Regions from separate parts of the Mus musculus genome. Here all the other regions are linked to region 3. Evidence: chromatin loops called from intact Hi-C (ENCODE). Cell type or tissue: left cerebral cortex. All regions are shown on one strand.

Region 1 (8,000 bases), 82 kb before region 3:
TCTATAATAGCTAATGATATTGAGTGCTTGTTGATGGTGAAGTATCTAACCAAATAAATCCCTTGGTACTTATTTTAATATATTTTAATCAGTGCATAAATACTTGGACATATTTATGGGATTAGATATGATATGATATGATATGATATGATATGATATGATATGATGCATAATAATCAGATGAAGATAATTTACTGGCTGTTTTTAATTTGGTTTTCTGGTTGGATTATACACATTTTTTTGCATCTCCTAAAACACCCACTTAGCAGGCTGTCTCTTCTCCAATGCCTTCCTCCAATCCTGTGGGTTGTTTCCTTGCTTTCTTGGTAGTTTTTAAAATCCAAAATTTTTCATTTTGATGAAGTCCAACTCACGTATTGTTTTTTTTTTCTTTTGTGTGCTTTTGAGAATAAAAAAAGGTGTGATGAGCTCTGCTGGCCTGGTTTTGGAGATTTTGTGGTACAGAGGCTAAGCTGGCATGTGAAAGTTGAGGGGAAAAATGTTTTTCAGTTGATATTTAAGCTAGTTCTTGAAAGATAACAGGAATATGCCAGCTCCATGACTGTAGATGCTTTTTTGAGTACAAAGAACATCTGGGTAGACTTTCTACTAATCCGCTCTAAATGTTTAGGATGGCTATTGACCACAGATTCAAAACAGGAATTCCCACGTGTGCTGGTACCAGATGGCAAACACGGGCAGACACTGTCATATCTTCCAATTATTAAGATAAAGTCAATTTACTTATAGAAGGTTCCACTGAAATGAAAAATTACATCTGTGTGGTTGTCTCAAAAACCAGGGGAGAGGTGGTGTTCAGAGGCCAACTAGGTGATCCTTAGCAGTTGGAGTATAGACACAGTTTTAGGACTAAATCCCCAGCCAGCAGCTACGACAAGCCAAGCTCCAACGCTCAATCCAATACTCTAATTAAAGAGCCAACATGTAAAGATGGAGAGATGGTTCCGTCAGCAAAGTGCTTATTGCAAAGCCCGAAGATTGCTTCTGAACTCTCCTGTAAACACACAAAGAATCTGGGTGTGTTTATTATGGGAATCCCAGTGCTTTGCAGACAGAGGCAAGAGGATCCAATCTCTGGGGGGTCGGGGGAGAGGCGTGTCAATGATTAGTTAGCCTAGTGTAACCAACAAGCTCTGAGGTCAGTGAGAGACCCTGCCTCAAAAGCAAGGTGGAGAACACTTAAGAAATACTGAAGATTAGCCTCAGGCCCCCACATACACACATGCAAGCATTTTGCAACTACATACCCATATATGTGTGCATACACAAACACAGGCTCACATAAAATATAAAATAGGCATGTAACAGTGAAAGACATAGAGAAGAGATTTAATCCATGTTACAGCAAGTCTATCTCTTGAGCACTGAGCTGAGCTTTAAGCTAAATGAAAGCTAAAGGTAGACATGCTTATGTAGTCCTGGCCAAGGTACCATCTTGCCCGTCACTGATCTATTGTTGTCTCAGCTGTGGGGTGGTGTTATCCCCAGAGGTCACTAGTGTACAAGATGGTGAGGTCAGAAACTCACCCTCAGGGACAGTTGCCCCCATCTGGAGGGACTGGGTCTGTGGATCTACGTGCCTTCACTCATTAAAGTGAAGAGTCGTCCGAGGTAGACGCTGGTTTGGGACAATAGTCCATTCTGTCATCAGCCCTAAAGAGGGATACTAAGTTTGGTTAGGTAGGCAGACACAGATGAGGGCAGAAGTCCCTGGTCTTCACCGATCTTTTAGTTACCTGGTGGGCCCAAGTGAGGATTCTAAGCTAGGGTGCTTTGTCGTTGTTTGTTTGTTTGTTTGTCTGTTTGTTTGTGGCTTTAAAAAACAAAGGCAAAAGCCGTTTTAAAGTGCTATCACATAAAGATGCATGTTGGAAGCATCAAGTCTCCATGTCCTCTTCCAGAAGATGGAAACCAGGACGTCTTCCCAGGCCAAGTACAGAACAGGAAAAACCTCGTGGGTATCAAACGCCCCTGCCTTGCGACCCAGCTTTACCCACGACACTAGAGCCCTCAAACACACAGACCCAAGTGGTATGAGTACAGCTCTGGGTACAACCCTGATGATAAGAAGTCGAAGGAAGTTAAAGATCGTTTTCCTGCACCCAGGCGGCTTAGAATCAGGAAATTACATTAAAGGGCTGACAATCGGTGAAGTAGTATTTCACACCCCTCGGCTCACTGGCTGAGATTCCCATCCCCCGGATCAGTCTTGTTTTAGCAGAGGCTGACAGCTTGTGGATCTGTTTACAAACACTAAGAAGGTGGTGAGAGAATGCTCACATTTTCTGCAGAGCCTGCCAGCTCTTTAACTCCCTGAAATCCAACAGGGGAAACAGAATCCCAAACCCACCCTGAGCTGCAGATCCCCGCCTCCCCGGTGATTTGTCATCCAGTCACATTTACTTTTACATGAACTCATATCCACATCCTCTACCCAGTTTTCTCAGCCAGCCGTTCTCTGTTTTCTATCAGCGTGGGAAGGAGGGTACTTGTGTCTGTGAGGGGAAGTTGAGATCCATCCTGGCTTGTCTTCTGCCTGTTCAACAATCATCTATGTAGTAAACTTGACGCTGCCCATTTAAAATAATTTCCTCAGCTGGGAGATTTTATGGATATCCTAAATTTTCTTCTACACGAATTGAAAAGTTTGTTTGGGCCACAGTTGGCTGTTGCTAGGGGTAACCAGTGAGTAGTCAGTTAAAGAATGTCAGGTGATCGATACCCGTCTCTCCTGGCTGCCCATTACTGTGAGTCCAGAGGGAGGAAAGCATCCAGGAAACTTCAATACTTAAGTTCTGGTTATCAAATTACTATAGTTTTGAAAATTGTCACAGGCCAACCAAAATGGCATAGCCCTGGCTCCTACTGCTCCAGGTGACTCTGATGCAGAGGTCCAGTGGGGTCCTCATGCCCACCTGCCCCAGATGTTTATTCCCTCCAGACTTCAAGCATGGTAGGGCCTCTGCCCAGGGCCCTCCTCTACCTCAACCCTCCCAGAGACAGCTCTTCCCTTGGTCCCGCCCACATCCTTCAGCCCCAACCTTCACCCCACCAACTCACACACTGGATATCACCTCTTCATAAAAGTCCAAACCTACATCTATATCGCAGTCTAGGACGGGTCCTTGGCAAAGAACACCTCCCCTTTGCCCCCATGATCTCCTGATTTGTGTCCATCACCCTGAGCTATACTGTAGTGTACAGGCTCAGTTGGTCAGGCTACGTGTGGCAGGGTCTGCAAAGTATAGCTCCCATCTAAAAAGAGAAGTTGTGTTGCAAGTGAAAAGCTAGCAAAGAGCATGGAATCATGCACAGAAAAGCCAGGAAACTGGAAGGTTCATCTGTCTAGCAGCTTCATTGACGTCCAGGGTTTGGTTTGGAGCACTGGGGATCAAACTCATGCTCCTTACTTATTAGACACGTGCTCTACCACTGGGCTACATCCCAGCCCTCTTCATGTTTTTAATCTTGAGGCAGGGTCTCACTAAGTTGCCCAGTTTAGCTTTGAATTCACTCTGTAGCTCAAGCAGGACCTGGACTCAAAACTCTCCTACCTCAGCATCTTGAAGTCAGAAGAAAGCACAGCTCCCACCTCAAAGGGAGCCAGAGGTTGTTTATTTTGGAAGCAAGTATGAGTGGCTACGCCTGGTACATATATATGGCTTCAGCTCATCTCCAAATCAGGTTGCAGTATGGGAATGTTTTCATGTGGTTTTATAAATACAAAACAAAAGAAAGTAATAAATCATGGTATCTTTCAAGTATATTAGTGGGCATAGCATGTAGGCAGGTTACAGCAAAGCTGGGGACTTCTTGCTCTGGGTTTCTGATGCTGTGTCGTGAGGTGGGGTGGGTGGGAATTGGTGATCTGCAAATTTATTACATTCCCAAAGGTCTCCCGTAGTAGGTGATACCCACAATATAATATTACATCACACACAGGATGGCTATTATATGGTCTAAATATAGCCAAAGATAGCTGGGAGATGTGGCTCGGTTGGTAGAGTGCCTACCTAGCATGCATGTAGCCTTGGGTTCAATCCCCAGCACCTCAGAAGCCAGGCGGGGTGATGTGCCTGCAATCCCTGCAGTCGGCACACAAAGGCAGGAGGATCAGAAGTTTAACCTTATCCTTGGCTTCATAGTGAGTTCAAAGCCAGCCTGGCATAGGTGATACCCTGTCTGCAGAAAATAAAATAGCCCAAGATAGTTTGGCCATGAATCTGTCACATCCCAACTTGACACAAACAGGAAACTTCTGCTCAGACCAGCCTACATCTCTACCAGGTCCAGATGCTGATGTAATTTAGAAAGTAGCAATGACCACCTCAGCCTCCAGAAATCATGCCCTGACCAATCAAGAGCCATCAACATTGGAGCCAAACACTCTCCTCCCATAGCAAAAAAGGTTGAGACTCCCCGAAGGGCCAGGAGCAGTTGACATACTTTAATAATAAACTATTTTTAAATGAAGGCATGCATATTGTGTCTTAGACTTATTAAATTGCACGTTTAATGAACTATTAGTGCAGGTTTCATTTTTATGTGTTCTTGGAAATAAACAAAAATTGGTGTAATTCTCGTGACTGTGTTACTTGCTTCTCTATGGAGTTCCTGGGTGACAGCTGCAATATTGTCAATGTGTGAGCACAATTCTCTGATTTCTCTTCCTCCATCCTAGACGCTGGTTGGCGGTGGCGGGGGTCGGGGGAAGGGCTGGGCCAGCGCTTCTCTTGTTTCCTTCTGTATTTCTTACACCCAGTGCAGACCTGACCCATACCAACCCACAAACGGCCAGCAGCAGAATGAATGCTGATCTCTCTTTACCGGGCAGGTCCGAACTACTCCTACACGAGCGCAGGTGAGCAGTCCGGACTGCAGGGGGCGCCAATCTGCTTCCTCATCTCCCCGGTGGAACCCGGAGCCCCGACCTGCTGTCAGTCAGACAGTGCCAGCTGCTCAGTGGTCATTTTGCTGCACTGGAGATGAAGTAGGAGTTCCGATGCATAAAACCCGAGTGCTCTCTCTTCTCACATCTAGCGTCAAGTCCCACAACCCCTGGCTCGCTAGAAGTAGAGCTGTAACTGTAGCAACGGGTGTCGGGTGGGGATGAGAGAAGACTGGAGAGAGAGGGTCAGAGCTAGAGGGGATGAGGCAGGCTGATCAGACTCTGCACTGATTGCTGGAGACCGCAAAGGAAAGTTCTTTCTATGTCTCCAAGCCCCACTCCCTCTCTATCTATCTATCTATCTATCTATCTATCTATCTCTCCCTCTCTGGAGAAACTAAAGTCTAGACTGGACAGCATCCACAAGAGAAGCACCTAGAAGGAGAATTTTCCCCAGCAGCTTGCTCAGGACCCTGCAGGAGCCGCAGCTGGGACTGGACCTGCTGTTAACCATGAACTCTTCCTGCTGCCTGTCTTCTGTTTCTCCGATGCTGCCTAACCTCTCTGAGCACCCTGCAGCCCCTCCTGCCAGCAACCGGAGCGGCAGTGGGTTCTGTGAGCAGGTCTTCATCAAGCCGGAGGTCTTCCTGGCTCTGGGCATCGTCAGTCTGATGGAAAACATCCTGGTGATCCTGGCTGTGGTCAGGAATGGCAACCTGCACTCTCCCATGTACTTCTTCCTGTGCAGCCTGGCTGCAGCCGACATGCTGGTGAGCCTGTCCAACTCCCTGGAGACCATCATGATCGCCGTGATCAACAGCGACTCCCTGACCTTGGAGGACCAGTTTATCCAGCACATGGATAATATCTTCGACTCTATGATTTGCATCTCCCTGGTGGCCTCCATCTGCAACCTCCTGGCCATTGCCATCGACAGGTACGTCACCATCTTCTATGCCCTTCGGTACCACAGCATCATGACAGTGAGGAAAGCCCTCACCTTGATCGGGGTCATCTGGGTCTGCTGCGGCATCTGCGGCGTGATGTTCATCATCTACTCCGAGAGCAAGATGGTCATCGTGTGTCTCATCACCATGTTCTTCGCCATGGTGCTCCTCATGGGCACCCTATATATCCACATGTTCCTCTTCGCCAGGCTCCACGTCCAGCGCATCGCAGTGCTGCCCCCTGCTGGCGTGGTGGCCCCACAGCAGCACTCCTGCATGAAGGGGGCTGTCACCATCACTATCCTGCTGGGTGTTTTCATCTTCTGCTGGGCGCCTTTCTTCCTCCACCTGGTCCTCATCATCACCTGCCCCACCAATCCCTACTGCATCTGCTACACGGCCCATTTCAACACCTACCTGGTTCTCATCATGTGCAACTCCGTCATCGACCCCCTCATCTACGCCTTCCGCAGCCTGGAGCTGCGCAACACGTTCAAGGAGATTCTCTGCGGCTGCAACAGCATGAACTTGGGCTAGGATGCCCGTGGAGGTGTTCCACATCCAGCCAAGAGACAAAAACAACGCTCAGACGGGACGTAAAAGGGTGTTAGGAGCTGGAACTGTGCTTGGCTTCGTCTGTAAGCTCGTGGCCCTTTGCAGACGGGACACGGCGTAGGATGGGCTGTCTGTGAGGATCTGTGTGTGGGTAAGTCAGTTTGATCTAGCACATAGCCTGGAAGAATCAGGCAAAGCAGCCCTGAGTGTCATCTGTGTTCATTGCTAGGCACCCAGGGTTTGTGGCCCCTGCCTGCTTATTGGCTTTGTACCAGTAACTGTGCTTCAAGCCAACCAGACCGGAGGGCTCTCGTGAGCAGAAAGAGTGCTTAGACTTCCGGCAAGCATCCTGGCTCACAGCGGCCACCTCCTGACCACTACCGGGAGAGCTTTGCACATATTCTGTGGGAGATTGAGTGAAGCCCTGAAAACAATGTGATATTTGCTGCTCCCTTCCAGAACTTACATCTGTGCCAGCCTCCCCGAACCCCTGCACAGAGACATGACCCCCTTCTCCCTGTGCCGTTGTCATGGTTGTTATTATTGTTGGAGTTTTGTTCGTTAAAATCTAAGCTTCAAACCTAATACATCAAAGCGCTCTAGTCAGTGAGAGGTCCTAGGATCCTGGCCACTGCAAGGTAGATGTTACTCTTTAAAGAACAAAGCAAGCAAGCAAACAAACAAACAAAACGATGGTCTTCTACTGTTTCGTCTCTGCCTTTCAAACGCGAAGAAAGTGCAGGCAGGAAGGTGTGCGTTTCACTAGAAACTGCCTTGCTGCCGTTGGTGATCATTTGAGCAGCTGGGTCTGCCTCCTTGTTCTCTCCTTACTTACTCCCAAGCTCCTTTCCGGCTCCTGGTAAGTGCGTTGTCTATCAAATGGTTATTTTAACATCATTTATAAGAGAGGCTGTCTTGGCTGTTGCTTCTTTTGCTAGATGCCGTGTTAAAGTCAAATGACCCTGTCGGCAACTTCTGTAACCCTGTCAAGTAAAGCAGTCACTCCCACCACTGCGGGGCAAGAAGATGCACATACAGGCTTGCTGTATAACACCGCTGTGTGCTGCTGGCAACAGCCAGATCCCTTCTTGCCCTAGACAACTTCAGCTCGTGATATCTCCCTCGGTCTGTGTTCTCCTGCTCTTGAATACATGAGGTGGAGGGACCGTGCTTGAGTTTCTCCTGCTAGCATGATACAGACATCATTTCTCTCTTGCTTTAATCGTGATGCTTGGGAGATAATAAAGGCTTTGGTTTCAGTGACCATAAAACACGTGTGAGATTGTGGTGCGCCCCCGGAGTCACCCTGTGCATCCCACAAACAGACACAGCACAGGATCCATGCAGATGGTATTAAAAGAGTGTTGAGGGCAGGGGAGGTGGGTCGGTGGTTAAGAGCGTTGGCTGATCTTGGCAGAAGGCTGGGGTTCCATTCCCAGAGCCCACATCGTGGCTCAGAACCATTTGTAACTCTAGTTCCAGGTCTGACGTTCGTTTCTGGCCTCTGAGGGCACTGCATGCACGTGGTGCACAGACATCCATTCAGACAAAGAACCCACATACATAAAATAAAGATAAATCAACCTTAA
Region 2 (8,000 bases), 1.4 Mb before region 3:
AGAATTATATATATATATATATATATATATATATATTGCAGAGGCTCCCACAAAACACTTCAACATCCCATTGCTGTTTGAGCATTTCTAGAAAGGCTCAAAGGGGAGATAGACACACCTTATAACCCCATATCTTCAGCCTAGCTAAAAACCCAAGCCTGCTAAGCTAAATGCACTGCTTGTTCCAGAGCTGAGATTCCAAGGACACCTCGGGTAGGACCTTTCCCAGGAGGGGAGAGATCTCAGGAGAGAGGTCTGAAGTCAGCTAATAATTAATGAATGGATTAGGGCAACTTAATGGCTTGGGTCTGATGGCCTTCCCAGAATGCACCTGCACTCTGTCTGGGTTCTCTGCAGCTTTTTTCCCCCCACGTAATTTTTGCTCTTCCTTCTCCCAGATGGATCCATTTTCGTCTGTAACAATGCAGCTCGCCATGCACACTTAGCACCTTGTATCTTGAGTTCAAATCATCCTGGATGGTCTTTGCTGAGTTTGACAACTACAATGTTCAGCCCTAGAGCTGAGCCTGGACCCCTGATAGATGCGTGTCAGATGGACAGAGAGAGAGAGAAGGTCAGATTCACATCCTCGGAATGGGGTTCTTTGTATATGGGAGACTTCACCTTGAATGCACACTTCTGCACACCAGCTTCCTCTGAATCCATTATTTTCATGGAAGAAAATACCTAATGAGTTTCAGAATTATATATATATATATATATATATATATATATATTGCAGAGGCTCCCACAAAACACTTCAACATCCCATTGCTGTTTGAGCATTTCTAGAAAGGCTCAAAGGGGAGATAGACACACCTTATAACCCCATATCTTCAGCCTAGCTAAAAACCCAAGCCTGCTAAGCTAAATGCACTGCTTGTTCCAGAGCTGAGATTCCAAGGACACCTCGGGTAGGACCTTTCCCAGGAGGGGAGAGATCTCAGGAGAGAGGTCTGAAGTCAGCTAATAATTAATGAATGGATTAGGGCAACTTAATGGCTTGGGTCTGATGGCCTTCCCAGAATGCACCTGCACTCTGTCTGGGTTCTCTGCAGCTTTTTTCCCCCCACGTAATTTTTGCTCTTCCTTCTCCCAGATGGATCCATTTTCGTCTGTAACAATGCAGCTCGCCATGCACACTTAGCACCCCTCCCCGCCCTGCTCCATTTCCTTTCCGGCTCTACCTGGCTTTTCTTTTCTTTTCCTTTGCTTTTGCAGTCTCATAAGCGACTCTCCCAGGTTCCCTCGGCCTTGGCAGACAATGAGGAGCTTGAGGAGCAGATAAAGGAAAGGCAACGAAAGAAATAATTATAATTTTAATGAAGTCGAAATTGCCAAAGCGAGTCTTGAGCTAATGATGTGCAGAGAAGTGCTACTGAACGGAGGTAGCTGCAAGCAAGGTCTCATTGGAGATCTTCAGGGAAAGGGCCGTCGATAAGAAAGAGACTTAGACACACTGGCCCTGGCTCCTGTTGGAGACATTTATTTGTTCTGTGTCGTGTCGTTGACTTCCTCCTGTAGCTCTGTGAAGTTTAGTTAGCTTCTCCCCTTTCTCCATGGGCAGTCTCAAACACTATGAAGAAACTTAACCTCTACAGCCATGAACACAGACTTGCTAGGTGGGAGACTTGCATTAGGACCCCTGACACCAAATTCCCAAGTTTGGAATGTAAGCTTCCCCAAGACAGGCAACCTGGGGGCAGAGACAACTTCTAGAAAGAATTAGAATATGGGTATTTTGGACTTTGTGTATTGCCTCCCTGTTTGAAAAAAATAAAGCTTTATTCATAAGTACAAGGGGCAGGGTATTTAACCACATTGTAGCTGCCAGCCTCTGCTTCACTATGGATAATAAGAGCCCTATATATTATCTGTTATTAGATGTTCAGGCCATACCAGGAGACACTTGGCATGCTGCTATCTGCCCTATAGCCATTGGGATATTGGTTTGAACTAAGTTTTGGCTTTGTAAATCTTCCCCTCCAGGGTGAACATACAAGTGCAGATACGGGCAGAGGGCAACACTAGTCTTAGTAATAATTAAAATTATGTTCAAAGGCACACGCCAGTGCTGCCAAGAACCTGCAATCTGGTGACTAGACTCTGAGATGCTTCTTTGACTCAGTTGGGGTTTTAATTGTACCATGGAATAAGTGGTATTGGGGTTATTTGAGAGAGGACTAGAGGACAGGCAGGTAAGCCACGTGCTTTCCTTTGCACGCTTAGCCCATTGTTGCAAAGACCATTTATCCAGCTGAAAGCAGAAGCACACAGAAAACGTGGAAGGACCAGAGGGGATGGCTTGCATTTCTGGAATTCAATCATGTAATTCTGGAATGCAAGTGTTCGGCTCACCTATGGGCATGGTGGCCTACACTTTACTGTACACATTGTGCTTCTCAATTCAGAAGCCGAATTCATAAGTTCAAAATATTTCATCCAATTGTTTAGGAAATAAGAAGAAACACTAAAGATAACATGCATCTATATGAAGGGATAGTCTTCTATTTCGGAAAACAATATCTTATCTTTGAGAGAGGAGACACAGTGTGTGTGTGTATTTGTGTGTGTGTTTGTGTGTAAGAGACAGAGAGTAGTATTGTATGACTGTGTGTGAGTGTGTGTCTGTGTGTGATATGAGTGTGGTTCATGGGCTCACATGGCAAGGCTGGGACAGGGTGTTATCATCGTGACTTTATTGCATTGAGACAGGGTCTTTCACCAACAGAAGCTCTTAGAAGCCACCTCAGGGCAGGGTCATAGGAACACACAGCCACGCCTTGCTCTTTCTTCGATGAGAAACCCAGCACCTTGCATGTGTGTGCTAGGGATTCAAACTCAGGTCTTCACATTTGTAGAATCCGCACTTCTACCAACAGAACCATCCCAACCCTGACCCCCAGCCCCAAGGTTCCAACTCAGCAGAGACTCCTCTTCCCTTGGTGCCAGAACACGTGTTTAGAGTCTCATCAAGTCCTCGCATTTATTTCCGTTCCCTAATGAGGTGGTGGATCCTGTAGGTTGAATTTCAGGTGGAGGTATGGTAGTTAATGCTGGCTCATTTCAATGCAAGCTCCTTGAACCAATCTGATTTGGCCCAGCTGGCCCAGGACAGCCTGGTGACCAGTTGGCTAAATCTATGAGAAAGTAAGGCGGTAGTGGTCACACTGTCTCTGACTGTTGGTAAAACATTCATTCCATGGATGGTGGTGGAGCCCAAATCTGCACTTCGAATAGCCATCTCCAGATAATCTCAACGCACTTAGTAAATGCTAGCAAGTCCTCCACTAAGGAGCCCACTAAATCTGAGATGGAGAGTGCCAGTCAACTTCACATTGCACTTAGAACTGGGGGCAGCCAGCTAGGTGTGGCCACTCAAGATGCTCACGGGGAATCAGCTGGAGTTTGAAGACTCAAGAGGGAACCCCACCCCGATTCATCACTGAGAAATCCAGCACTCAGCTACCAAGATGTCTGTGTGTGACATTGCACACACAGGCAGGGAGGAGGGTGTGTTGTGACTACAGCTCTCCAAGTGTCACCTGCCTGGCATTTCCAGTACCTCAGCAGTGTTTGCTTTGTTGCTATAACAACTAATAAGGAGACTCGGTTTGACTTTCTTTGTTGCTCTGAGATACCTGAGAGCAAAGCTGCCAGGACTGCTCTTTTCTGAAGGAGAAGGCCTCGGAGAAGCTCTGACTGAAAGCACAGCCCAGCTGGGAAAGGCAGGCCTGGGAAGGAGGAGAGACTCCAGCTGCTGCAACTGAAGGCAGTGAGCCACCCACCAACCTTCAAACCTGCTTCCCTCCACCCCCACCCCTACTGAACACAGCAGCCAGCTTTGCTTGCCTGTGGCTCTTGGTGGTGCCTCCTTCCTTCCCTTCCCAAAAGCAGGCTCAGCTCCACAGGTAGTGCAGGGTGTTTTTGTTCCACATCCTGCCAAGCCTTCATGACTCTTGCCTGCAGTTAGTTCTATGGCACGTCTTATATTTGCATGCTCACATCGGAAAGCCTAAAGGGCCAAGGACTTGGTTGCATCACCCGTAGGTTATTCATTTTCTCAGTACTTACCCTCCAGCCCTGCAGGGGCATGAATAAGAGATGGAGGTTGTACAGTCCAAGCTCCGACGGCAGGAAAGGAGAAAGGTCAAGTGAAGAGCGGATCTTGGAGAGATTTCTAGGAGCCACAGAGATCCAAGACATACTTTATTTACCAGCACACAGGTGGCTCGGCGAACAGCCTCCAGCAGGTACCTATTGACATATATTGGCCATACTCAGGCAGGTTCAGGGACACGTGCAGACCACCACTCAGGGCACACAATGGGTAGACACACAGGCATAAAACACACACACACACACACACACACACACACACACACACACAAGAGAGAGAGAGGCTAATCCCTTGACCTTAAAGACACATTTGTACAGAATCACACAAAACTGCATTCTGCCCAAATAGCTATACAATGATTTATATAGTCATCACAGTTTACTTTTGGGGACCCTGGATGGTCAGCCTCAGCCATTTGGTATAACATAGCCTTTTAGATCCCCAGTGCCTGATAGCCATATCAGCACCATGTTGTTTAAATAGAAGCTTGCCCCTATGGCCTTCTGTTCTCAACAGAGGTCCCTATAGGAAAGAGGTGTAAACTCTGATCCTAGGCCAGGCAGCATTCTGCTTTTCTAAATAAAGTTTTATTGGCACACAGTCACGCTTGCTTGTTTAGACAATGTGCATGGAGAGCTACAGAAGGATTCCTCTGTACTCTAGACTGTGGTTCCCACAGTCCTCGTCTAATGAGCTGGTTGGTGTTCAAGCCCCGCTGGCTACTTGGGCTTCAGACTGTGGCAGTGCATCATTGCATTACTTGATAAATTAAGGTCCTCGCCGGAGTCAGAAAGTTGGCTCGTTCTTGAGCAGGCATGAACTGTAGAGGCTCCAGTTCTTCTCTTTGCTTAGAAAAGTCTTATCTCCATCATTCTGAGCGCTCTGAAAGTGGCCTACAGGCCTGTTGAGAATCCACTCCAGACCAGCACGGCTTGATGTCCGTGAGTGTACAATGCTGACACGCATACCTTGGTGGTAACTGTTGGCATCAGGACCTCCCAAACCTATGACATCACATAGGTGACAGTGCTACCTACAGACCTGTTTCCAAGGCAACAGGCACCATAGTCCCAGAATCCAATTGGCTCACCTCCCACCTTTACCTGCATTACGTCACTTTCCATATAAATAAGGAGAACGCCTCTCTCTCTCTCTCCTCCCCCTCCTCTCTTTCTGCCACCACCTTGTCTCTCCCAATAAAACCTCTTCCACATGGAACTGTCTTGGCCTAGTGTGCTGTTGAGAGGTGACCCACCATTTTAACACACCAGTAACCAACAGACAATCAGACCTGATACTAGAAACCCAGCTAACTACCCAGGACTAGTGATGGATTGTAAAGGGGAGTCCACAGCCACCACTTTACTAAAACAACATAATCCCTAACTATACTCTAAATATTTGAACTTACACCCACAGGTAAGAATATTCCTCACCTCTCATTATGGAAACTTTTTTTTTCTGCAACAGATAGAGAGACTATTACAGAAAAAAAACCACAACCAATCAAAGTGCAGAATTGTGGAGCTCAGTCACAATGCATATGTCTAGAAAACACTACTGCAACTAAGGCTTGGGGAATGACGTTGCAGAGGAAGCGGGGCAAAGACTGTAATAGCTAGAGGCTTGGGGAGTTTGCTATGAGACTGTGTCTCCTAGTAATGTCAGAACTATACCATAAAGTTTCACCACCATGGTCTGTTAAACATGAGCTGGACATGGACAACAACAGGGAGGCCAAAGCAAATAGGGAGAGTCCATGGGGCCGCAACCCTAGACAAAGAACCATGGATAACTAAGAAATACTGAGATTAGGAGAAATGGTCTTGCCCAGGATAGAACACAGGATCTGGTTATCCAAAACCAATGGTCAGCCCTCAAAGCATATACGTGTGTGTGTGTGTGTGTGTGTGTGTGTGTGTGACATACATACTGAGCAGGGTATATTTATGTATTTAGGCATGTATGTATGTATATAACAACAATTAATGAAAAAAAAGATGCTATCACTTTGAAAGAGAACAAGGAGAAGCAATATGGTAGGGCTTAGAGGGAGAAAAGAAGAAGGGGGAAATGGTGTAATTATCTCAAAAGTAAAAGAAATTAAAAAGTACGCAACCCAAAGAATTTAACTGGCGATGAAAAGGACGTTAGATCAAACACAGAGTTGGCTAACACAGGCAGCTCAAGACACATCTGCATCTCCATCTGCAATGCCCTAAGTCTCCACCATCATGGATGGCACTTTAGTCAATCAGCCTGGCGGATCTCCAACACAAGAGTGGATTTTCCAGGCCACTTTGGGTTACACTGCCCAAGTTTACCTTAAGCCTAGCCTGTGCTGGGTCTCATGATTCCTGAACCAGTCCTAGTACAGACTGTTTCCTTAAGGGTAAAGCAGATTGCAGAGAGCAAAGAGGTTGTTTCTTTCATTTTCTCAATCATGTGTGTGCTCTTGTGCGGGCATTCAACCTGGGACCGGTGGTCACTTTTTAATACTTTCTGCCCAAGTTATTAATTGACTTCAGCTGATGACAGAAAACAGAAGATGGCTCCTCAGGCCAGCTAAAGTGGTTACATAGAGCTCAATAAAGCACTTATTTTCTTCATCCTTGGACTTCTTTGAGAACTGTAAGAAGCAAGCAGAAGAAGAGGAGCATTTGGTTATCAAAGGGAGCCAGCCACCGAATTCACTCTTCTTTAGCTGCCATGCAAATTTCCAGCCAGAGGAGAGAAGAAGAAAGCTTTGAAGATAAGAATCACGGGGCTCCCACAGGAGGCTTCAGTGGGGCTTCTGATGATTCTGTGGTTTAGTCTAAGGAAGAAAAGCTTCGGGAACAATAGGAGAGACCTTGCTGGCCTTCAGGCTTGAAAGCTAAGGTCTAATTCTGGCCCTCTCTTGCTAGGAGGAAGTACAGGTTAGGAGCCAGCAGGTTAGTCAGGGACGGGGCTGTGTTTCTCCTGATGCCAGATGTCCCTTAAGGTTTCCGGTGTGTGTGTGTGTGTGTGTGTGTGTGTGTGTGTGTGTTATGTTGAGTCAAATTGAGGCAGTATAGCAAGACAGAGAAATGGACACTAGGGGAAATAGGAGACCCTCACTCTAGAGTCTAGCTGAAACCTCTCTTGCCAGCTAACAAACAAGAATTCGTGCAAACAAGAAAGCTGTCTGCTTTCTCTCTTCCGGGTTGCACCCCAACTTCCTGCCCCGCCTCCTCCTGTGCCCCGCCCCCAGACCCTCCCCTCCACATCATTCACTTAACCCTCAACGCTAAACCTGTGTTTAAAAGGTCTTTAAGGAACAAGGCTCTTCTGAGGAGCCTCCCTGTGCTCCCCGGTTGGTGTGCTTCCTGCTTTCTCTTAGAACACTTCTGTTTTTAACGAACCTGGACTCCACTTCTTACTGCCTCATCTCGGAATTCTTTTCCGCATCAAAGTCAGGGATCTGGTTTTTGCCGAGCTGATGGGTCGCTGAACGGTTAACACATCTCCTCAGACTGTTGTATGTGTGCCTCTGTCCCGGCTACTGCTTCTGACTAACCCAGTCTTTGCTTTGTGGACCCGGAGCCTCACCGTGCATGAACTACGTGGGACCTGAGCACAGGACGCTCAGCTCTGGTTGGCGAGTCACTTACACCAACTTGCCTGGTTGGGACTGTTGTTGAATCAATAGCTTTTATAGTTAGAGATCGCTGAGGGCAGCGTCTTTGACCTCAGACAGTTTTTAGGGGCTGCAGTGTAAGTTGCCCTAGATGTCCACACACCTGAGGACTGTCCCCAGCCAGTGCTGGAAGAAGCAGAGGCTTTCACTGGGAGCTCACTGCGCGCTTCCTTCTGCCCACGCTGTGGGAAAGGTCTACTAGAGGCAGGGAGAGAATATTCT
Region 3 (8,000 bases):
CAGCTTTCCTTATTAAGCAACTCTCTCCCGAAAGCTGAGAGTGTAACTTAGTGGTAGGGCTCACCATGCATAAGGCCCGGACATACACACACACACACACACACACACACACACGCACGCATGCATACGTAGATACACATAAACATATACACATACACACACACATACACATGCACATACATGAACACACACAGGAATACACATTCACACAGATGTACAAACATGAACATACACATGAACATGCACACACACACACACACACACACACACACACACACACACACACACACACTTCTAGAAGCCAAATCAAAGCCAGTCCTCCACACTTCCTAGGTCACAGCTCAGCATCTCACTGAGACCTTTAAGATTCTCTACTTAACAAGGGGGGAAGTCTCCCAGGAACTCACCACTGGGCAACAGTGCCTCCTCCTTCCCCTTCCAGTGCACTCCAGACAGTTGCACTATTTGCCACAGACTCTGAACCTGTCTTCAGCTTGGACCCAGAAATGTGTGAATCAAAGAAGTCCTTCTACTGTTCTTGCCCAGGTGATACTGGGCAGGTGGTCCCCTGTCCCAGGTGATTCTGGACAGGTGTCCCCAGTCCCAGGTGATTCTGGACAGGTGTCCCCAGTCCCAGGTGATGCTGAGTAGGTGGTCCCCTGTCCCAGGTGATGTTAGGCTGGTAGTCTCGTGTCCCAGGTGATGCTGGGCAAGTAGTCCCCTGTCCCAGGTGATATTGGGCAGTTGGTCCCCTGTCCCAGGTGATGCCCTGTCTTAGGTGATGTTAGGCAGGGAGTCCCTTGTCCCAAGTTATGCTGGGCAGGTAGTCCCCTATCCCAGATGTTAGGCAGTTGGTCCCCTGTCCCCAGGTGATTCTGGACAGGTGCTCCTCTATCTCAGATGTGTTAGGCAGGCAGTCCCCTGTCCCAGGTGATATTGGGCAGGTGGTCCCCTGCCCCAATTAATGATAGGCAGGTGGTCTCCTGTCCCAAGTAATGTTGGGCAGGTGGTCCCCTGTCCCAGGTGATGCTGGGCAGGTGGTCCCCTGTCCCAGGTGATGCTGGGCAGGTGGTCCCCTGTCCCAGGTGATGCTGGGCAGGTGGTCCCCTGTCCACACCTGAAGAGAATATGCTCTAAAAGCTAGCGCTGCTCTTATCCCAGCCCCTGCTCTTATCCCAAGTCATTTGCCCAAGCAATTGCATTGCACAAAATGGGAACGACGCTGAATGCATTTACCTGCACAGAAGAGCTGGCTTGCGGGATAGAAATGACATTGAAAGCTTTTATGAGCACAAAGGAGGGCCTTCTCCAAGTCTGAACCTGGAGGACAGCAAGCTGTGCTGCACTGTGTGACAGTACGAGGCGCCACGTTCCTCTGTCTCTCGTAAGACCATCCAGCAAATACCTCGAGGGTCACCTGCAAGAGGCAGAGGCCACTCCCATCCTGAAACTTTTTGTCCTCTTTTCTACTTTGGCGACGCTAAGAGAATTACATCTGTTTCTTATTGGTTGGCACGTATGACCAAGATTGTATTTAAGAGCTTTTTAATGTCTCCAAAACTGGTGTAAAGGCTGGAAGACGGCCCAGCTGGTAAAGCACCTGCTGACTTAGGTCGTGTGAGCCATGAAGCTAGAGAGGAGACAGTGAGAGGGAAGAAGAGGTCTTAGCAGAAAGCGGACATCTTTACGTGAGGCTTGGAAAATACATGTGATATCAAGGCAGAGGGGACATTTCAGGGAAGAGAGAACCCAGCAAGAGTTGAGCAGGATGGGGCAGGGAGAGTGGGCAAAGGGACCAAAAGAACAAGTATGTTCAAAAATGCCATAAAAATCCAAAAATTCAAAAGCTTGCATTGCTTCTACACTTTCCTGACATGATACTTCGTCCTTTTCAGTCATGGATAAAAAGAGACAGAGACAGAGACAGAGACAGACAGAGACAGAGAGAGGGAGATAGAGACAGAGAGAGGGAGACAGAGACAGTCAGACAGACAAACAGACAGGGAGACAGGAAGAGAGAGAGAAACAGAGACAGGGACAGATACAGAGAAACAGAGACAAAGACAGACAGAGACAGATAGAGGGGGAGAAAGAGAGAGAGAGAGGGAAACAGAGACAGGGACAGAAGAGACAAGACAGAAAGGAGGGAGAGACAGAAAGACAGAGAGGGGGAGAGAGAGACAGTAAGACAGAGAGGAGGAGAGAGAGACAGAGACAGACAAACAGAGAGAAAGAGACAGAAAGGGGGAGAGACAGAGACAGACAGAGAGAGACAGACCAACAGAGAGGGGGAGAGACAGACAGACAGAGACAGACAAACAGAGAGAGAGACAGAAAGGGGGAGAGACAGAGACAGACAGAGAGAGACAGACCAATAGAGAGGGGGAGAGACAGACAGACAGAGACAGACAAACAGAGAGAGACAGACGAGGGAGAGAGAAATACACAAGAGATTTTACATCCCGCAAGTCAATTAGCAGAGTCTTCTGTGTGACAAACCACCACTTCACAACCTGCAGAGATGGTTCCTGCTCAGCAGACATCAGCTACCCAGCGGCACTTAGCTGGGGTGTCAGCCTCCAGCAGGCTACCCAGACCTGTGCATGAGGTAGCCGCAGTTCTAGAAACAACAGCAGGACCAGGGAAGACCTTTTGCAGGCTGAGTTCACAACACACGGAGCATGACTTCTGCTCAACCAACCCTGTTGATCAGAGTTTAATCAACATGCTAAGCCAGAGCCAGGGGATTCAGAAGCAGCCTCCAGCCCTGGGTAGGAGGAGGCAGATTCCTTCCGGCAGCATTTTGATGAAAGGGTTGGTCACTTGAGGTATACAAGCCGGGAAGTACTGGCCTGGAACGAGTGAGCAATGGCTCCTCAGACACACACGGTCCCCTGCGCAGTGCTTCCCTCTATTGGTTTGCTCAATTACGTAAGCTTCCAGTGCACAGGGCATGCGAAGACTGACCACTAGCATCCCGAAGTGACTTCCCATCCAGTATATCCCAGATCTCAGACAGACTTCTCCCCAGCATATCCCAAATCCCAGCAACCTCCCACCCTAGTATATCCCAAACTTTACCCCAGTGTACCCTAAATTCCAGAGTGACCTCTGACTCCAGGATAACCCAAATTCTAGAATGACCTCCTGCCCCATGGTATGTCAGTTCCCACTGTATGTGGCTATGTGACTTCTACCCCAGCAAACTGCAAAGAGCCAACACAACTACAGCTGCACCCTGACAATGCTTTGTCTTCCCAAGAAATCTCTCCTTTCTGCTCACCCTGCTTGTCCTTCTCCAGCCAGTAGCCAATGGAACAGTCTGCACGGCTAAGGGTCCTTAGTTGGTAACCCATAACCCGGATTGTGAACAGGCACCACTCTGGAATGGGATTTACATGCCACCATGTTGGTTCCACAGCCGCCACTCACTCGGGGTCTCTCAGGCCCAGAGCCCTCAACTGCAGATCTGTGCATGCTGTGTTTGCATAATACTCTTTGGAGATATGTTCATTGAATAGTACCTTTTGTACAAGCACAGGATCGTTTTGAACATGCTAACAATATTCAATAAGGAAATAAACCAACAATGGTTCGTTTCTTTGTATTTAGCCCTGTGTCCCCCAGTGTGATGGAGGAATGGCAGCATCCCACAAGAAGCAATTTGCACTCACACAGAGGCGTTTTGTTGAAAGGTGGAAAGACTCTGTAACTCAGGAAAATCATCTTTTAAGTACTTACATTTGCAAATTACAGCTTTCACAAAACTACCGCAAATGTTATGGGCTGCTGTAGCTCTGCCTCTGTGATCGTGGCCGTGGGAGAGCCTACAGCGCCACCTTCTGGGTATTGGTGTCTGCTACAAGGGTGCCCTGTGCTGAGAGCCGCTCTTGTGGCGACTGACCAAAGCAATCTGCACTTGATAGCCTCAGAGCCACGCAACTCGCAACTCCGCAACTCGCCGTCATGCCGGGGTGGCTTCTGCAGTCCCCTGAAACCTCTTACCTAGTGTCTCCCAACAAAGCCAGCAGCTCTCCCCCATCAAGCATGCCAGAAATGTACGGGAACAGGAAGAGCTCCCAGGAACTGGCCAGCCACGTGGGATAGCACCCCCATCCTCCTTCACCTTTCTGAGGCCTCAGTTCTCTTACTTGAAAATTTAAATGAAGCCAGACTTTTGGGGTTGTAGTGCCAAGAACCAACAGCAGCTGGAAACATTAAGCCTGCGCTTCCTCTAAAGGATGCTGCAAACATGGCCATGATCATCACCAGCACTCCTTACAGTGGGAAGAGGTGGGCATCATGGGATTAAGCACCCAACAAACTCAGAATATTGTCATCCCATGGACGCAGGGGTATTCCCGCACCATTCACCGATGGGAGAAAAAAATCTCATTAAGAATCTTGTTCAATGTTAACTAGAGCCCTTGGGAGTGTTCTGTTTTCCTCTGAAGGTCCGATGGTTTTAGTACAAGCAATAGACAATAGACAATAGACAGACTAACAGGAGAGACACCACACAGGTTTATTATTGTGAGCAGCAGCTAAACAGGGTATGGCGAGAAGAGAAGAGAAGAGAAGAGAAGAGAAGAGAAGAGAAGAGAAGAGAAGAGAAGAGAAGAGAAGAGAAGAGAAGAGAAGATCTTCTGAAGGTCAGACGGCTGAGGTTTAAATCTCTCTTCCTGGTGGGAGAGAATAAAGGTGCTGGTGATTTTAGAAGAAGGGAGAGGTTTAGGGTGGGCAGGTGCAAAAGAGTCAAAGCTGGGCTGGGTTCTTCCAGATGTGTGACTGAGGCTCCCTTCTTGCAGGTTTAATTCAATCTTCCCTGGTTAATGAAGTTTCGGGCAGACTGAAGGCCAGGACTGAGGCAAAGTACTAGCCTAGTGTGCACGAAGTCTTGGATTCCATCGTGTGCCATGCAGGGTGGTGCAAGCCTGTCGTCTCAGCACTTGGAAGGTACAAAAAGAAGGATCAGAAGTTCAAGGTCAGTGAGTTCAAATGCCACCTGGACAATTTTGAGAGCCTGTCTAAATGAAAAGAGAAGGAGGAAGAGGAGGAGGAAAAGGAGAAGTAAAGGCTTTCTCTTGGCAAGTAGAGGAGGAAACTTGGATTATCACCAAGAGTTGGGAAATTGTGTAACCCAGGGAGTCTGACAGAGCCATGGGGGGTCTTATTTATTTATTTAGTATTCTTTGAGAATTTCATACGGTATGTATAATCATATTCTTTTCCATTCCCCAACTCCCTCCCCACTTCCTACTCACCCAACTTCATGTTCTTCCTCTCTCTCTTAAAAAGAGAAAAAGAAAGAGAATTTTTAAAAAGAAAGAAAACAAACAAACAAAAAAACCAAAGGTACTGAAAAACTCGGAGTCCAATTTGCATTGGCCAATGACTCCTGAGCATGAAGCTGGTCCTCGACTGCAATGGGCATGCTCAGTGTCACTCCATGGATGACAGCCGCTTCTCCCTCCCCCAGCAGCTATCCTTTACAAACAGCTTCCTGGCTAGACCTGGGCCCTGGTTTACGAAGCTACTGCTCTGTGCGGGGACCTCAGTCTGGCTTGAGCTTGTACAAGTTCTGCCCGTGTCATTACAGTCTCTCAGAGATCATTTGTGCAGCCACCTTGCTGTATTCCCAAAAGTAACCCCACCACTGTTAATCTGTGTCCTGATTTGGAAGATAATGGCCCCATAGATTCATCTGCTTCATGCATGGTCCCCAGTAGGTGGAAATGTTTGAGAAGGATTGGGAGGCGTGGCCTTGTTTAAGGAGGTGTGTCACTGGGGATGGGCTTTGAGGTTTTAAAAGTTTACACCACTCCCCAGTTAGTTATCTCTCTCTCTCTCTCTCTCTCTCTCTCTCTCTCTCTCGTTCTCTCTCCCCCCATACTGTTTGCAGATTGAGATGTAAGCTCTCGACTACTTCTCTAGCTCTGGGCTCACCCACCTTCTGTCATGATGGATGAGGACTCTTAACCATGTCTCTGAAACGGTAGGCCTCAGATAAACGCTTTCTTCTATAAATCACCATGGTTATGGTGTCTTGTCACAGTAATAGAAAAATAACCAAAGCAGCAGTAGGTAGCTGGAGTTAGGTATTGCTGTGACTGGCCTGCCATGCTGCTCTTTAAAGGAATGCGGAGGGTCGGGCAGTGGTGGCACATGCCTGTAATCCCAGCACTTGGGAGGCAGAGGCAGGTGGATTTCTGAGTTCGAGGTCAGCCTGGTCTACAGAGTGAGTTCCAGGACAGCCAGGGCTGCACAGAGAAACACTGTCTCAGAAAAAAAAAAAAAAAAGAATGCAGATACTTTGGGAGTTTGGACTAGGAAAGCAGGTGAATGCTGTAACGTTGAATGCTGTGAGCAAGGCTTACTTAAAGAGTCATACTAGTAGGAGCCTGGAAGGCTATAGTATTGAAACCAATGTGGGCTATGGAGGCCCAGCTCAGGAGCTTTCAGAGGGCACCAGCAGCTGGACTAAAGACCATTCTGGTGATACATTCTGTGGTTGGTTTTTGCCCTTAATGTGGGTCAAGGGGAACAGTCCTCCGTTGCGGCAAACTGCACAGCCACGATGGAAATGAGTACGGCAGTTCCTGCGAAAGCCGGAGTCAATGAACCTCCAGCCCCAGCGATGTCACTCTTAGGCATAGGATGCTCCATCCTATCACAGGGGCACCTGCTCAACCGTGCTCAGTGCTGTTCTAACCATAGTGGCCAGAAACTGCAAACACCTTAAATGCCCCTCAACAGAATGGATAAAGAAAATGTGGTACATTTACACAGCGGAGTATCACTCGGCTGTTATAAAAAATAAATAAATATGACATAATGAAATTTGCAGGCAAATGGGTGTAATTAGAAAAAAAATCATTCTGAGTGAGGTAACACAGACCCAGAAAGATAAATATGTCATGTATTCACTTTTATGTAAATACTAGCTGTTAAATACATGATAACCAAGCCACAAGCCATAGACCCAGAGAGGTAAGGCATAGCTCAATGTCTCTCAACCTTCCTCATGTTATGACCCTTTAATACAGTTCCCCATGTTGTGGTAACCTCCAACCATAACATTATTTTTGTTGCTACTTCATAACTGTAATCTGGCTACTCTTGTGAATCATACATTAAATAGTTTTTTGAGACAGAGCTTTGCTAAAAAGTGTTGAGAACCACTGGCATAGAAGAAAGGACTGCGATAGGAGACATACTGAAGGGAGAATAGAATAGGTTTTATGGGTGTACTACAGCCTTGTGGAGGACAGGAACAGGAAGGTTGGAGGGGAGGAGGAGGGGACATGGGGTTGAGTGAGGGAATGCACAGCAAGACAGCTAGAATTGAAAAAGAGGATCTGCTTCCTGCTAAATTGAAAAGTCTGGGACTAATTCATTGGAAGACGAGACTTCAGGACAGACTGATATTAGCTCTGTTGCACGGTTATTAATAACCCTTCTATTACGCGCCTTTAAATGGAAAAGAGCAAGCAGGGCAAAAAGAAACACCAGATGTACAGTCTAGGGAGAAGAAGCACACCAGGAGATTTAATGACGGAGCCCAGGCTTGTGCTGAAAGACAGAGACCCAATGAGATGTGGAAGAAAGAGAGTCGCCCTCCAGGACAAGGCCCCACCCAGCTGATCCTGCCACTGTTGAAAGGAAGAGGTCTGAGAAAGTTTCCATTCCTACAAAGCAGCAGCAATCAAAACGTATGCCTATGTAATTCAAGGAGGAGGTAATCAGGCAGGCAAAGTCATGCCAAGCAGGCAGGCAAATTTGGCAGCATGGACCATGAGCTTCTGGCTTTACAGTCACAAGGGACATGGAAGTTAAGGCTTGCAGGGTCTTCCTCCATGGTTAAGGAAATCTGCTGAGTGCAGCCCATGATGGGCACCCCTCATGAAAGCCCCGGGAGGCCACTGCCTGTGAAAATGAAGCCTGGATTGCATTGAAGATGACAGGATGTTGGAGGTGCCCGTTCCCTGAGATGTCTGCCA

The links. Peaks named below come from ENCODE experiments on the same cell type or tissue, not always from the same donor. Only the 100,000 strongest peaks of a DNase experiment are listed, where the experiment ranks them.
Region 1: a loop joins it to region 3, with 6 times the contacts of the local background. A loop is called at or near these places in 22 of 42 quality-filtered maps.
Region 2: it touches region 3 in a loop (3-fold over the local background); 2 of 42 quality-filtered maps call a loop at or near these places.

The regions. Positions count from the first base shown.
Region 1 is chr2:172,243,439-172,251,438 of GRCm38, forward strand. Mc3r (melanocortin 3 receptor) reads left to right here and starts at 5,054. Exons shown (of 1, transcript NM_008561.3): 1 at 5,054-7,676. The coding sequence starts at 5,422. The coding sequence ends at 6,393. In left cerebral cortex, CTCF peaks have their summits at 4,897 (motif pointing right) and 6,110 (motif pointing left); DNase peaks (open chromatin) are centred at 2,333, 4,909 and 6,056.
Region 2 is chr2:170,880,829-170,888,828 of GRCm38, forward strand. No RefSeq gene overlaps it. Among named protein-coding and RNA genes, the nearest start is that of Gm35033, 110 kb to the left of the region's middle. In left cerebral cortex, no CTCF peak of the experiment used is centred here; DNase peaks (open chromatin) are centred at 3,485 and 3,784.
Region 3 is chr2:172,325,539-172,333,538 of GRCm38, forward strand. It overlaps Gm14273 (predicted gene 14273), which reads left to right. Exons shown (of 5, transcript NR_166167.1): 2 at 4,809-4,984; 3 at 5,903-5,995. Among named protein-coding and RNA genes, the nearest start is that of Gm14273, 5.2 kb to the left of the region's middle. In left cerebral cortex, a CTCF peak has its summit at 3,834 (motif pointing left); a DNase peak (open chromatin) is centred at 3,835.